2 separate regions of the Mus musculus genome follow, and region 2 is linked to region 1. Evidence: chromatin contacts called from ENCODE Hi-C or POLR2A ChIA-PET data. All regions are on one chromosome and are shown on one strand. Each heading gives the region's core, a stretch centred on a gene start or an enhancer-like site at or near the end of the contact. The rest is flanking DNA. Distances are from core to core; before and after follow the strand shown. Region 1 holds the start of Knstrn (kinetochore-localized astrin/SPAG5 binding). Region 2 overlaps Ivd (isovaleryl coenzyme A dehydrogenase).

What was found. Hi-C counts contacts between places; a loop is a spot of excess contacts on that map. ChIA-PET counts read pairs that join two places held with the same protein, here RNA polymerase II (POLR2A).
Region 2: a loop to region 1 is called in a map of heart, with 2.5 times the contacts of the local background. The contact joins the enhancer-like site here to the promoter of Knstrn in region 1. A Hi-C loop is called at or near these places in 3 of 37 maps with a recorded cell type or tissue (all heart). POLR2A ChIA-PET finds 5 or more read pairs at or near these places in 2 of 5 experiments (both embryonic stem cell).

Annotation. Positions count from the first base shown.
Region 1 is chr2:118,811,879-118,818,180 of GRCm38, forward strand. It overlaps Knstrn (kinetochore-localized astrin/SPAG5 binding), which reads left to right and starts at 2,125. Exons shown (of 9, transcript NM_026412.3): 1 at 2,125-2,431; 2 at 2,523-2,614; 3 at 5,986-6,112. The coding sequence starts at 2,223.
Region 2 is chr2:118,881,506-118,887,372 of GRCm38, forward strand. It overlaps Ivd (isovaleryl coenzyme A dehydrogenase), which reads left to right. Exons shown (of 12, transcript NM_019826.4): 12 at 1-1,404. Among named protein-coding and RNA genes, the nearest start is that of Gm32798, 3.3 kb to the right of the region's middle. Within about 2 kb of position 1,771, at least 1 of the 3 ENCODE cell types and tissues checked has a DNase peak (open chromatin) inside an H3K27ac peak, as active enhancers do; it is heart, where a contact is called at or near this core.

The DNA of each region.
Region 1 (6,302 bases), core at 875-3,374:
GCCAGGAGCCCAAACTCAATGTTAAACTATCCTCAGGGTCCATTTTACTTGGACACAGGCTCCTGGTCCATCCTATCTAATGGAGACCTCCTGTTCTATCCATCTTCTTCTTTCTTCCCTCTCCTTCCTCATCATCCCTGCCTGCAATCCCCAGCCCAGTAACTAAAACTCTTGTCTATTTCTAGTCACCTGAGTAATTGGCTGTAGCCATTTTTCATTGAACCAATAATTCGTGTATGTAAGAATCTGCTCATTGGGGGTAACCACATCTTGGGGGCCAGTATTTAGCATTTGAATACACAGCAGCACCGGACCAACTCCCATCACATTAATTAATCAACCCCATAGGCATTAATTCATAAATAAATTAGACTCAGTGTCATTATTTGGGTACTGGGGCAGGCATAGAAAATTCCAAATGGTTACCAAAAGAATAGGAAGAAAATGACTTTAAGGGCTCTACCAAGAAAAAAGTCTGGTCCATGTCTTTAATCCCAGGACTCCCAAGGTACAAATATATCTCTGTGATAGATCATAGGTAGGTAGTTCTGGATCTTTGTGAGTTCAAGGCTAGCCTGGTCTATGTAGTAAATTCAGAACAGTCAGGACTACATAGTGAGCACCTGTAAAGGAAGGAGAGAAGAGGGGTGAGAGAGAAGAGAGGAGGTAGAGGATAGGATAGAGAAAGGAGAGAGGAGAGAGAAGGATAGGATAGAGAAAGGAGAGAGGAGGATAGGATAGAGAAAGGAGAGAGAAAAAGGAGAGAGGGGAGAAGAGGCAGAGGATAGGATAGAGAAAGGAGAGAGAAAAAGGAGAGAGGGGAGAAGAGGCAGAGGATAGGATAGAGAAAGGAGAGAGAAAAAGGAGAGAGGAGAGAGAAGATAGGATAGAGAAAGGGGGACGGGAGAGAGAGAGAGCAAGTTAACTGTCATTGGTTACTGTGTGGGTTCTTTCACCCTCTCCACCCTTTCAACCCCCTAACACTAGATAGGAGAGAATAAAAGAAAGAGGAGAAAGGACATTATCTTTAGACCACTTCCTGCTGCTTAGGGGCATTGAGTTCCTTGGGGGCAAGTTTGATCTTCACTGTCAGGGTATGTAATTTCTTCTTGTTCTTTCTTCTTTGCACATGACTACTTAACAAAGTGTGACCAACCATAACCAACAGCAAGCAACCAACAACCCACACCATTTCTCAGGGCCCTAGCATTTATATACCCTCTAAAAAGTTCCCAAAGTCCAAACATAACACCATCGCACTCTGATAGAGCACAAGGCACATCATAGTCAGTTGCTGTGAACTGTCTGAAGCAGCCCCATATCCCACACCAGGGATTAAAACAAAACCACATTTTCATAAAAGAAATCAAAATGCCAAAATTGTCACCATGGGGGGGGGGAGATCCATTTCTACCTTAAAACTTAACACTTCTCATTGTTCCTGAGATTAACAACTCCTTATCTTTCCTGAATCAAACACACCTAAATCTTATTATTTAAATAAGGTTTTGCTGTTCTGTAGCTCCTACTGGCCTGGAATGTAGCCTAGGCTAACCTTAAAGACAGGGCAATTCTCCCGTGGCAGCCTCCTGAGTGCTAGAATCACCACTGTGGACCACTAGGACCTCAGTCTTTCCGATTTATACTGGTTCTTTGCTTTTCTCTCTTATAGCATCTTTGTTTTCCCTTCATTATCTTCCCATGGATGGTAAATGTGTGTTTGCAGTTGTCTGTTTAGTGTGTTTTCTGGATTATAAGCTCCAAGAGGGCAGAGCTAAAGTCAGCCCTTCTATATACTCCCCTTACCCCATCACCCTCTTAAATGTCCAGCACCAGGCTGCTGCTCCTTTTGTATTTGTGTTTTCAACGTGACGACTGAAAATCTGCCTTGTTTTGTATGAGTAACTTTAATTTGTAATTAAATCTGCATGCGGGTTTTTAAGCACATTAGCTATTTCAGCCCACTGGTGTCCTTCAAGTAGGCTCTCCTGCTCTTCACCTGGTAGTTTCTATTCAGGCCACCTGTATTCCTGGCAGGATCCTTAGCAATCAAAGACCAAATAAAGAGGATTGTGACTTGACGCTAGGCGAGTTCACGTGTCTGCCTTCTGGCTGGAATGTGACAGCTTGGCTCAATAGCTCCATTCAAGCCAGCCCAGTGAGTCCCTGGCCCAGCCTCGACCAGCAGGCTGGAGCAACTCTGCTCGAACCTTCCGTACAGCATGGCGGCTCCCGAGGCCGAGGCACAAGAGACAGCCTTCCGTACAACAGGGCCGCCTACAGACTCGGAGCCGCGCCCCTTCCCTCCCAGCTCCCGGAAGTTTCCTTTTGAAAGCGCGGCGGCAGACTCTAACGAGGACTGGGCAGTTGCTGCGGAGCATTATTTGAAAGGGAGCGGAGAGAACGGCGGATGGGAGCAGCCGGCACCGGGGTTAAGCTCTGCGGGATGTGTGCGGGTGGAAGGACGGGCGGGCTGGCGTGGCGGGGCTCTGGCGCTGCTAATATCCGTCTTGCACTTTCAGGGTCCAGCCAAGCCACCCGGCTACGATGGCCAGTGCTAAGACGGTGTGCGATGCGCAGCCTCACTCGATGCCGAGCTGCGGCTTGCCCGCAGGTGGGTGTCCACACCTCCACCAGCCGGGGGGTCTGTAGTCTATATGCTAGGACTAAGAAGGACGAAATCTGTATGTCGGGGCGGCGTCCGGTTAGCTCTGACATCCTCCTGCTCCTCACCCCAACTAGGCTGTGTAAGAGAGTCCCTGTTCCTATTTCTGACCCAGCCCCCTTTTGCGATTACCAAGGTTATGCAGCGCTATGCAGCCCAGGCTAGCTTGGGGCACACAGAGATCCTGCCTCTGCCTCCTGAGTGCTTAAAGGCTTGTGTCACCATGCTCAGTGCTTGGCCTCCCTTTTTTCCTTTTTTTTTCTCCCCCCCGCTCCAGCCCTTCCCTCCCGCCCGCCTTTTTTAAAAGCTAGGTTTCACTCTGTAGCCCTGTGTAACGTTAGCTTTCAGCAACATTCCCACTTCCGCTCCGAAATGCTGAAATTACAGGCCCACTGCCACCACACTTGCCTCTCTAGAACCCCTTTTTTTTTTTAATTGTGTGCATGTGGTGCAGGGGGGGCTTGTGCATATGAGCTTAGGTGCCCATCGAGAGTCAGAGCCTTGATCCCCTAGACCTGGAGTTACAGGCGGTTGTGAGCCACCTTATATTGGTGCAGGGAACCAAACTCCAGTCCTCTGGAAGAGTAATTTTCCCTTTTAACCTCTGAGTCATCTCTTTAACCCTAGAAATTGCTTTTAATGCAGTTATCCTTTTTATTTCCAGGTAAAGATTGGTTGTCTTAAGATTGGGGAGAAAACTCCAGGGTTCCTTGTTCACATTAGCAGGTGCACAGTGGCTCTCCCGAGCAGACCATCAATATATGTTGAGTGGAATGAGAGAGATGAGCCCGGCCCAGACAGAGTTACTGAGAACCTTGAGAGGAGAGAGAGGCTGAAAACAATTTGTAGCTGCTTTTCTGTCTTGGTCTGTGCTGCTTTTCTTGTGGTTGACAGTCATCAGGTGAGGTCTGTAGTGATTGTACTGCCTCACGTGGCGATTATAGCACAGAAGATGGTCCTGGCGTTGGGCGGCTGTTAGGAGGGCTTAGGAGCATCCTTTTACCGTCCCTTTCCAGATGATTCCGCGCAGCGGATCGGAGAACAGCGGCAGGCAGGCTTGGCCTCAGAAGTGAAGTAAAACAGGCTTTTCCACCAGGCTTAAAGGTTTATTCTCTTTGCCCTGGGTATCTCAAGACATCCTAGTGCCATTAGCAGAAGCATTGCTTAAGGAGTGGAGGCAGGACTCTGCAGCCTTCTGCTGCTGCTTCTCCACCCCGCCCGCCCCCCCCCCCCCAACACACACACACACACACACACACACCTTCCTCACAGTGCCCTGGATAGCTGGCAGTGACAGCCTTCCTCACCAAACTAAAGTTTTCATCTCTGTTTGCAATCCCACCCCAGCTTCATGGTCATGTGTAGTGCAATAGCTAGCTGTGAAGTTTTTAGGTTGTCTCCACCTACAAAGGGAAAACAGCTAGGAAATGAAGGTGGGTGTGGTACACACCTGTCAGTCAGTCATCCTAGCGATTGCTCTAGATATCCAGGGAAGGGGATGCACGTGTGCTCCAGGCCTGCTTGGTCAATGTAGTGAGCTGCAGGTTATACAGCAAGACCCTCGGAAGAGGGGCTTGAATAAACAAGCTTGACAAACTTTCTTCTTTTACACCAGCCATCTAATTCTCCTTAGCATCTCTCTTCTTAGGAGACCATCATAAGTTCTACTGATGGCTCTTCCCTACAGCATAGTCCTCAGGGTTCCGCAGATACAGATTGTTGAAGCTGGTTGCAGTTAATGAATTAGTTTTTAATTTATTATGAACTCTAATTACATGGACTAGATATATTACTGTATTTAACTTACTACTACTTGAGTTGACAAGATAATACTACAAAGTTACTTCTTCTAACAGATACCTCGGAAGAACCCATTTAATAATTGCATAGTGTTAGGAATATTGAAACTAAATTTCTAATGTCCTGTAAATTGTACCTATAAGCAAAATGAGTTGAGGAACTATATTTACTCCAAATTAATGTGCAGCAACTTATTTGAATAAACTTTTTATTAAATACAAAGTGCTCTACAGTATGATTCAGCACTATACCTCATTTCTTCAACTTAGTAATTATTTAATTATTATGCCTTTTAACCTACATCCAGTTTAAAGGAGCCATTTACAGTGAAGAAAGTGGAGTCCGTATAATCTAGAACCTTCTGAGCTGGAAAGAGAACAGCCTAGGGGTTGGGGTCTGATAGGTGCTATGGCATGTGTGTGTTACACCGTGTGTGTGGGCGTCAGGATAGGGGGTGGGAAGGGTTACCTGGTCTGGCCCAGTCAGGAGATCAGCAAGAGGGCCAAGTAGGAATCTCTTAACAAGGGGTCAATAAAGGACAAGAACTGGAAGGGCAAGAGCCTGGCGTAGGGAAGAGGAGAGGAAAGAGTTTATATGTCCAGGGCAGTGAAACAGACCAGAGTTGACAAGTTCCTTTTATTCTGCCTGTGGCTGATTCCTGAAGTCTGGACATATACCTAGCCACCGGAACATGAAGATGTCTCAAAGTGGTTGTGAGGACATTTTGGTGAAAGTGGGTAACACTTAAGAGGAAACAGCTAGAAGCTGTCTGGGGAGAAAGGATTTGGGAGCCTTGAGGGGCAGTTCCAGCTGGACTTTTCCTTCTGCCTCCATTGTCACGTAACTGTAGCCTGTCAAGCTTGGGGTCTCATCAGGCACTCGGAGCGATGAATTTTGTGTGTTGGTGCATGCCTTGTTGCGAGATATTTGCTCACATTGTGACCCCTGAGAGTGTGACCTGGAAAAACCTGTTTCTTGTGGTGTGGCTCAGCCCTAGCACACACATTTAACCCAAGAGCTTTCTGTAAAGAAGAGTTAAGTGAAGTCAGTGACAGGGGAAGAAGCAAAGCAGCCACCAGTTGACAGGGAGTGAAGTTAAGAAAAGGCAGGGAAGAGAGAGGAGGGTCTGCGAGTCAAGGGGATTGAAGACCGTGTGGAGAAGGAGAAGGCGCTTTTCCCTCTGGGTCACCAGCTGGGCGCTTTCTCTGCCTCTCTGAGCTAGCAGGCTTTCACCACAGCGACTGGCTCCTGAGTCCCCATAGGTAAATCAAACATTGGTGATTTTGTTTCATAAACAATACACCTACAAACCCCAGCATTTGGAGGCAGAGTCAAGAACTGTCTCTCCATTTTTTGAAGCAAGTCGGTGTAGAGACTTTCTTTGGAAACAACCTCTATTCCTATCTTAGATTGGACAGTATGAAAATGAGGGCTTATGGTAGCTCAGAGTGGGGCTCTGTGTGGCACAGCAAGAAGGCTGGTGGGTCGTGCTGTGGCTTCACTCCTATTTTCCCTTTCAGATACACAAACTCGAGCTACTTCTAAACTACCTGTTAAATCCAAAGAAGCGGATTTGCTTAGACATCTTCATCCAGGAGGGCCAGAGCCTGATGTTACAAAAGTCACCAAATCGAGACGAGAGAATGGGTGAGAGTAGATCGCTGGCATCTGGTTATAGCAGCTTGCCAGAGAGCCCGAGAGCTTGCCCTGTGTGTTCAAGGGCCTGGGTGGACTGTCCAGCAGACAGGTGGAGGGACAGGGAGAGATACTGATTTTTCTAGAAATTGCTGAGCACCAGAAATGTTTTAATAGAGACTGAAGAGATGGTTTAGCAGTT
Region 2 (5,867 bases), core at 521-3,020, 69 kb after region 1:
CTCCTGGTGACTTTTCTTCTTGTTGTGTGTGAAATTGTACCTAGGCTGTGCTAGGCAGGCACTGCACCACTGAGTCAGCTCCTTGCCCTACCAACTTCTCCATGGTTTTATTTTAGTCTCCCTGTAGCCGAGACTAGCTTTGAACTAAGACCCTGAACAGTAGATCTGCCCCTATCTCTTGAGTGCTGGGATTACAGGCAACACCCTGTGCTTTTTCTTAAAGGAAAGGGGGAGAAAATGGGGGGGGGGTGTCAAGTGTGGGAAGACAGGAGGAGAGTCTTAAGTTTCTGGAGGATTTTGAGAGTTTTTTTTTTGGGGGGGGGTTGCTTTTGATTCAGAGTCTAACTGTAACTCAGAATCCTCCTGCCTCTGCCTCCTGACTGCCAAAATTATATACATGAACCACCACAGCTGGCATATCTGAGTTTTGTTTCATTTGTCTAGCTATATAGCCCAGGCTGGCCTTGGACTCAAAGATCCTCCTCTGCCTCCCTAGTTCTGAGATTAAAGGCACGTGCAACCACCACACCCAGCTCAAACTCTGCAAGGTTGTTTTGTTCTTTTAATACTTGACTTTTTCAAGGTCAGAATTGGAGCTAGGATCCTAATGGGCTAGCAACAGGGACATCCCAACCTTGGGCCTCCCAACCTTGGGCCGTCACAAATAGCGCCCAGGCCGTGGATTACCACATTCATGTGAGTTCCCAAAAATAAAGACTGTTTTTCCTGGCTCCCAGCCCAACAGTCTTAGCCTAGGTGGAGTGCTGAGGTCTGAGACAGGTGGAGTCAGCACCTTAGCAACCCCACACCCGTCCCATCTTAAGAGGGGGTTCATGAATGCAGTAGATACACTGACCAGCTGAGGAAGATCCCTGGAACAACCCACAGAAGATGATCAAAATGAGGCAGAGGACCTGCACGCCTGCAAGATTGTCACCAAGCCAGACAACCTGGGTTGGAGTCCAAGAACCCATATGGGGGATGGAGAGTTGCCCTCTGACCTCCATAAGTTATCAGAAGGCAACATGTCACCCAGTCATGCCATAGGAACCCTACCAACGAGAGTGTGCCCCAGAAGTTCACCTGTTAAAAACCTCAGTCCCAGCCATTTGTTAATGGTTTAGGTAGTAATGACTTTAGTGGCTTTATAAAAGGGAATCTTAAACTAGTGTGCCTGCTCTGTCGTGTCAGGTCTCCTACCATGTTATCAGGCAAGAGAAGAACACTGGAGTTGGGAGCGCCATGCTTTTGATAGTCAGCCTCTGGAACCATGAGCTATAATTACCCAATCTGTTTGTATCCAGCTATAGCAACTGAAAGGAAGAATGTGATTGTTTTTCTGAATTTTTTTTTAATGTGACACACAAGAAATGTTTTTAAATAAAAGACAAAATAAAAACTATGTCTGAAAAGTGGATGGGAATAGTGGGGGTGGGACGCTGCTAATGAGAAGTGTTAAGTGTAGCCAGGTCTTGTGCCTTATCAGAATCTAGTGACAAACACCTGGGCTCCCTAGGGAGTGACACTGGGCTAAGGCAGCTATATGGGGGTTTTTGTTTGGTTGAGTTGGTTTGGTTTTGGTTCCCAACCCCCACCCACCCCGCTGATAATCCAACTTGGGCCTGGAGAGAGTTTCTCCCCAGGGACCAGAGTCTTAGCCCCACATCCCAGTGGTAGTCCCTTGTAATATTGCTTCACTTCACACATCCACTCCTTCCCTGACCTTTGCAACCAACTGAGTGCTCAAGGCAAGATTGCTTAAGGATGCAAAGCCCTGCTGGGTGAGTTGCTCAAACCTAGGAACGACGGGTGAGCCAGCCACGCTCTGACGCCCGGGAGGCTGGGTGGGGCCCGAGCCGGAGTAAAGCAACAGCACACAGAGTGGAGAGAGCGTCTAGCACACAGCGTGCCCTGGTGGGGGCTGGAATCCGCATGGCCATCGGTTATCTGCTTATGGCGGATCTAAAGTGCTCTCACTTCTTAAGACTCCTGCCTTAAAGCTCTGCGGGCGGCCGATTGCAGCGAGGACTCCCGGGACCCGCTCAGTCAGCGCTGCGTGGAGCTCGCCTGACCCCTACCGGCCATCCGCGGACTCGCAGGCGCGGTGACTTTCTGGACGCTCCAGTTTCCCACTCGTGCTCTGGATGCACGGTTTCCAAGACTGAAATTTCCCCAGAATTTGTATTTTACTAAATGAGAACATTGAAAGATCACTATCCACTATCACCACCATCTCATACAAGAAGGCCAAACAAAAACAGGGAGACCATAAACAGCAAAGATGAGTGTGGTATTCTTTTAAAAATTATGGTCAGAGTTTAAAAAACTGTAATTTTTTTTCCAAAACTTATTTTATGTGTATGAGTATTTTTCTTGCGTGTGTATATGTGTTCTGCTTGTTAGTCTGATACCCGCAGAGACCAGAAGAGGAGCTGGATTCCCTAGAACGATGTTATGAGTTGCCTTGTGGGCAGCGGGGAAACCCATTCAAGGGCCTCTCAATGAACAAATGCCCCTAACCCGGGGGAGCCGTCTCCCCACCCTCCAAAACAATGTAAGTTTTTAAAAGTTTATTGAAGAGGAAAGCCTGTCCCCTCCTTCCCCCTGTACCATTCCCCCAGGACAAAACTTCTTTTGAATCTGTAAGGAGTTCCTTTTTGGCTATTCATGCTTCTAAGTGCTCTATTGATTGATTGGTTCGATTGTAGGTCCTCCTAAGGATACTGTTTTAATGTGCATAATTGTCATTTATGACAATCTTGTTATATGCTCATATTTTTTTCACTATCCAACAGGCATTTAGACAAGCCCCCAGATAGATGGGGGGTGTGGGGGGGGACAGGGCAGGAGCACATACCAGCCTCTTCTTCTGCCTATATTCCACTCCACAGTGGAGGAACTCAGAGCCACACTATGCAAGGTGGGGGCTCTCCCCTACTGTGCTCTACCTACTTCCTCTAACCAAGAGCCATTCAGAATTCGACTTCTCCACACCAATCCAACTTGCCTCCCTTCTTCCAGTCCAGGTCGCTGAACTGCACCTCCACCCTGAGCCAGAGAGAACAATGGAGCCTCCTCTGATGGAGCCAACCATGCATCCCAGCACATTTAAGGTCAATACAAAGGTTACACTGGGCATAGTAGGCATCTTGTATACCCAAGCACTCAGGAGCCTGAAGGAAAGGATTACAGTGACGTTGAGGCCAGCCTGAGCTATATATCCAGTTCAAGGCAAGCCTGGGCTACCTAAGTAAAAGGACTGGGAAAGTGCCCCCCAAATAAAGACCTAACATCTCAGTAGAGCTCCTTTGTCCCAGATGCTTTGGAGACTGAAGCAGGAGGATCACTTGGGGCCAGGAACTTGAGGCTACCTGAGCAACACACTAGACCCAGTGTTAATAAGGAAGCATGGTGCTGCGTGCCTTTAACCTCAGCACTTGGGAAGCAAGGTAGGCAGGTCTCTGTGAATTCGAAGGCTAGCTTAGTCTAGAGAGAGCTCCAGGTCACACAGGGCTCTGGAGACCTTGTCTTGGGGGAGGGGGACCTAAGGATTAGCAAAGCAAACACAATTTGGGTCTATCTTGACTCTTTCTGCAACTCCCCTCTCCGCTGCTGAGCACAGCAGCTGTGGTTGTACGCAGTCTTCCCTGCCTTACTCTGGCCTGGGCCTTTGCCCCAGCTGGTTTCTCCATCCAGGAAGTCCTTCCAGCTCTGTGCTGTGCCCTCCCCTAAAGCCTCACTGCAGGCTCCCTCCAGAAGAACTCTCCAGCCTTTCTTCTCCTCTCTCCCCACCTCACCCACAGCCCACTCCCCTTCCTCCCACCTTGGCACATGAACATCCAAGGGCGCACGACACGTTCAAGGGCAAGGTGGGCATTCTCTTCTTCATGCCTGCCACCTGTTTCCTCCAACAAGGGACAGCTCCAGGCCACAGCTTCTGCTGTTCTAGAATTCTAGAACTGCTCGGCAGTTCGAGTACGCCTGCCCACTCTCAGGGAGAGAGGCTAGCCTCATTTCTCCCAAGTATTTCTTGGATGCTGGTTGCTGTTAGATTAACTAGAGCACTCAGCCGGAGGCAGCCCCCCATCCTGCACCCCATCCTGCACAGTGGGTTTTATTATCTGATGTACCCATTTCTCTGCCTTTAGGCTGTAAACTTGAGGGCTAGCTCTGGGATTGCACTTGTCTATGTGGGAACATCAGCAGCAGCGTCATGTGATGCCTGGCCCATGTGTTGCTGACAACATTGGTTATTTGTTCTATGGTCACCTTATAATACTGTTAGATTTTAGAGGTCAAAAATCATTTCCTGCCAGATACCATCGATGGCATGTGTCCATAGTCCCAGCATTCAGGAGGTCGAGGCAGGAGGATTTCATGTTTGGGGCCAGCCAAGGCATTGTGGTGAGACAGAACAAAACAAGCAAGCAAACAAACAAAAACCTACAGTAACAACAAAACCCTCCCAGTTCTCTGAACCTGCAGCAGGGCCAGTGCTTGCAATAGGTACTCAGTAGCTAAGTTCATGCTGGATGAGGGAAACAACAGGTGGGCCGGAGCCCTGGCCTAATCCAGAGTTGGCACAAACAGCGGAGCCAGCCGGCTTCGCCTGACCCTGCTCTCCCCATCCCTTCCCACCCGGGAGTAGCCAGGGCCCAGCTGCAGAGGGAGGCCCTCACTCCCAATCTTCCTCTGACCCACTCAGAGAGGAACCTTGGCCCCTCCTCTGCCGACTGGGGACAGAAAATAGGGGGGCAGAGGAGGACCACACACTGCTCTTCCCTTCCACGGTAAAAATGTGCACATAAGCAGGCACATACGTGCAATGTCAAAAATAAGAGGCAGAAGCAAGTTCTGTGGTTTAACCAGTGACCCCGTCATTTGAAGGACTGAAGCAGGACTGCCAGTTCCGGGCCAGCCTGGGCTACATAACAAGACCACGATTTTTGTTTTGTAAATGAGTCCAAATGAGCCCCTGACCATTTTATTTTATTGCATTGCATTTCACTTCATTTTATTGTGTTGGGGTGGAATCCAGGGCCTTGGTCTTACCAGGCAAGGACTCAGCCACCAAGCTACACCACCAGCCCTCAGTAATTATATGTTTGTTTGTCTACTTGCTGCTTTGAGACACTCTCACTATGCTGCCTAGGTTATCCTTGAACTCTAGGCTCAGGCTGGACTCTTGCTTAAGCCTCCCATGGGTGTACATTTTTCTTTTTTTTTTTTTTTCTCAGGTGGCTTCTTACCCGTCTGTGTATCTCTACACAACATTCTACACAACATGCTAGGTTTTTAACTTTTTATAGTTGGACTTATATAGTGTGTGTGGTGTGTGTGGGTGTATATGTGTGCTTGTGCGCATGCACATTGCTTCTATGGCTCATGGCTGTATCCCACTGCTGGTTTTCCTTCCAGACTCATGAACAGAACTATAACCTGCTCAACATTTTCTTGTCTAGCGCACATTTTCCCTCATGTAGAAATTGTGTGATGTAATGTCCAGTCTACCCCGATGGGCATTTGGGCATTTCTAGTTTGCAACTGCTGAGGGATGCTCCTCCTGGTGCGAGCGTGTCTCCTCGGGTCCTCTAGGTACGTCCTCACAGAGGGAATTGCTTTGTGGTAGGGTACACATATAACTAGCCTGAAAAGGGAATTCAGAGCTTCTCTTCCACAGTTGTGGTCTGGGGTCGAGTGAGACGGGTGAGACAGCCCAACTGCTGCCTGCCCTCCCTGACAACCTAAGTTCAAACCCTGAGACCCACACGGTCTGAGGACACCAACATTCGAAAGTTTTCCACCAACCTCCACATACACAGAGCAGAGCATGCGTGCCCACAAACACATGTGCAGCACAGGTACAG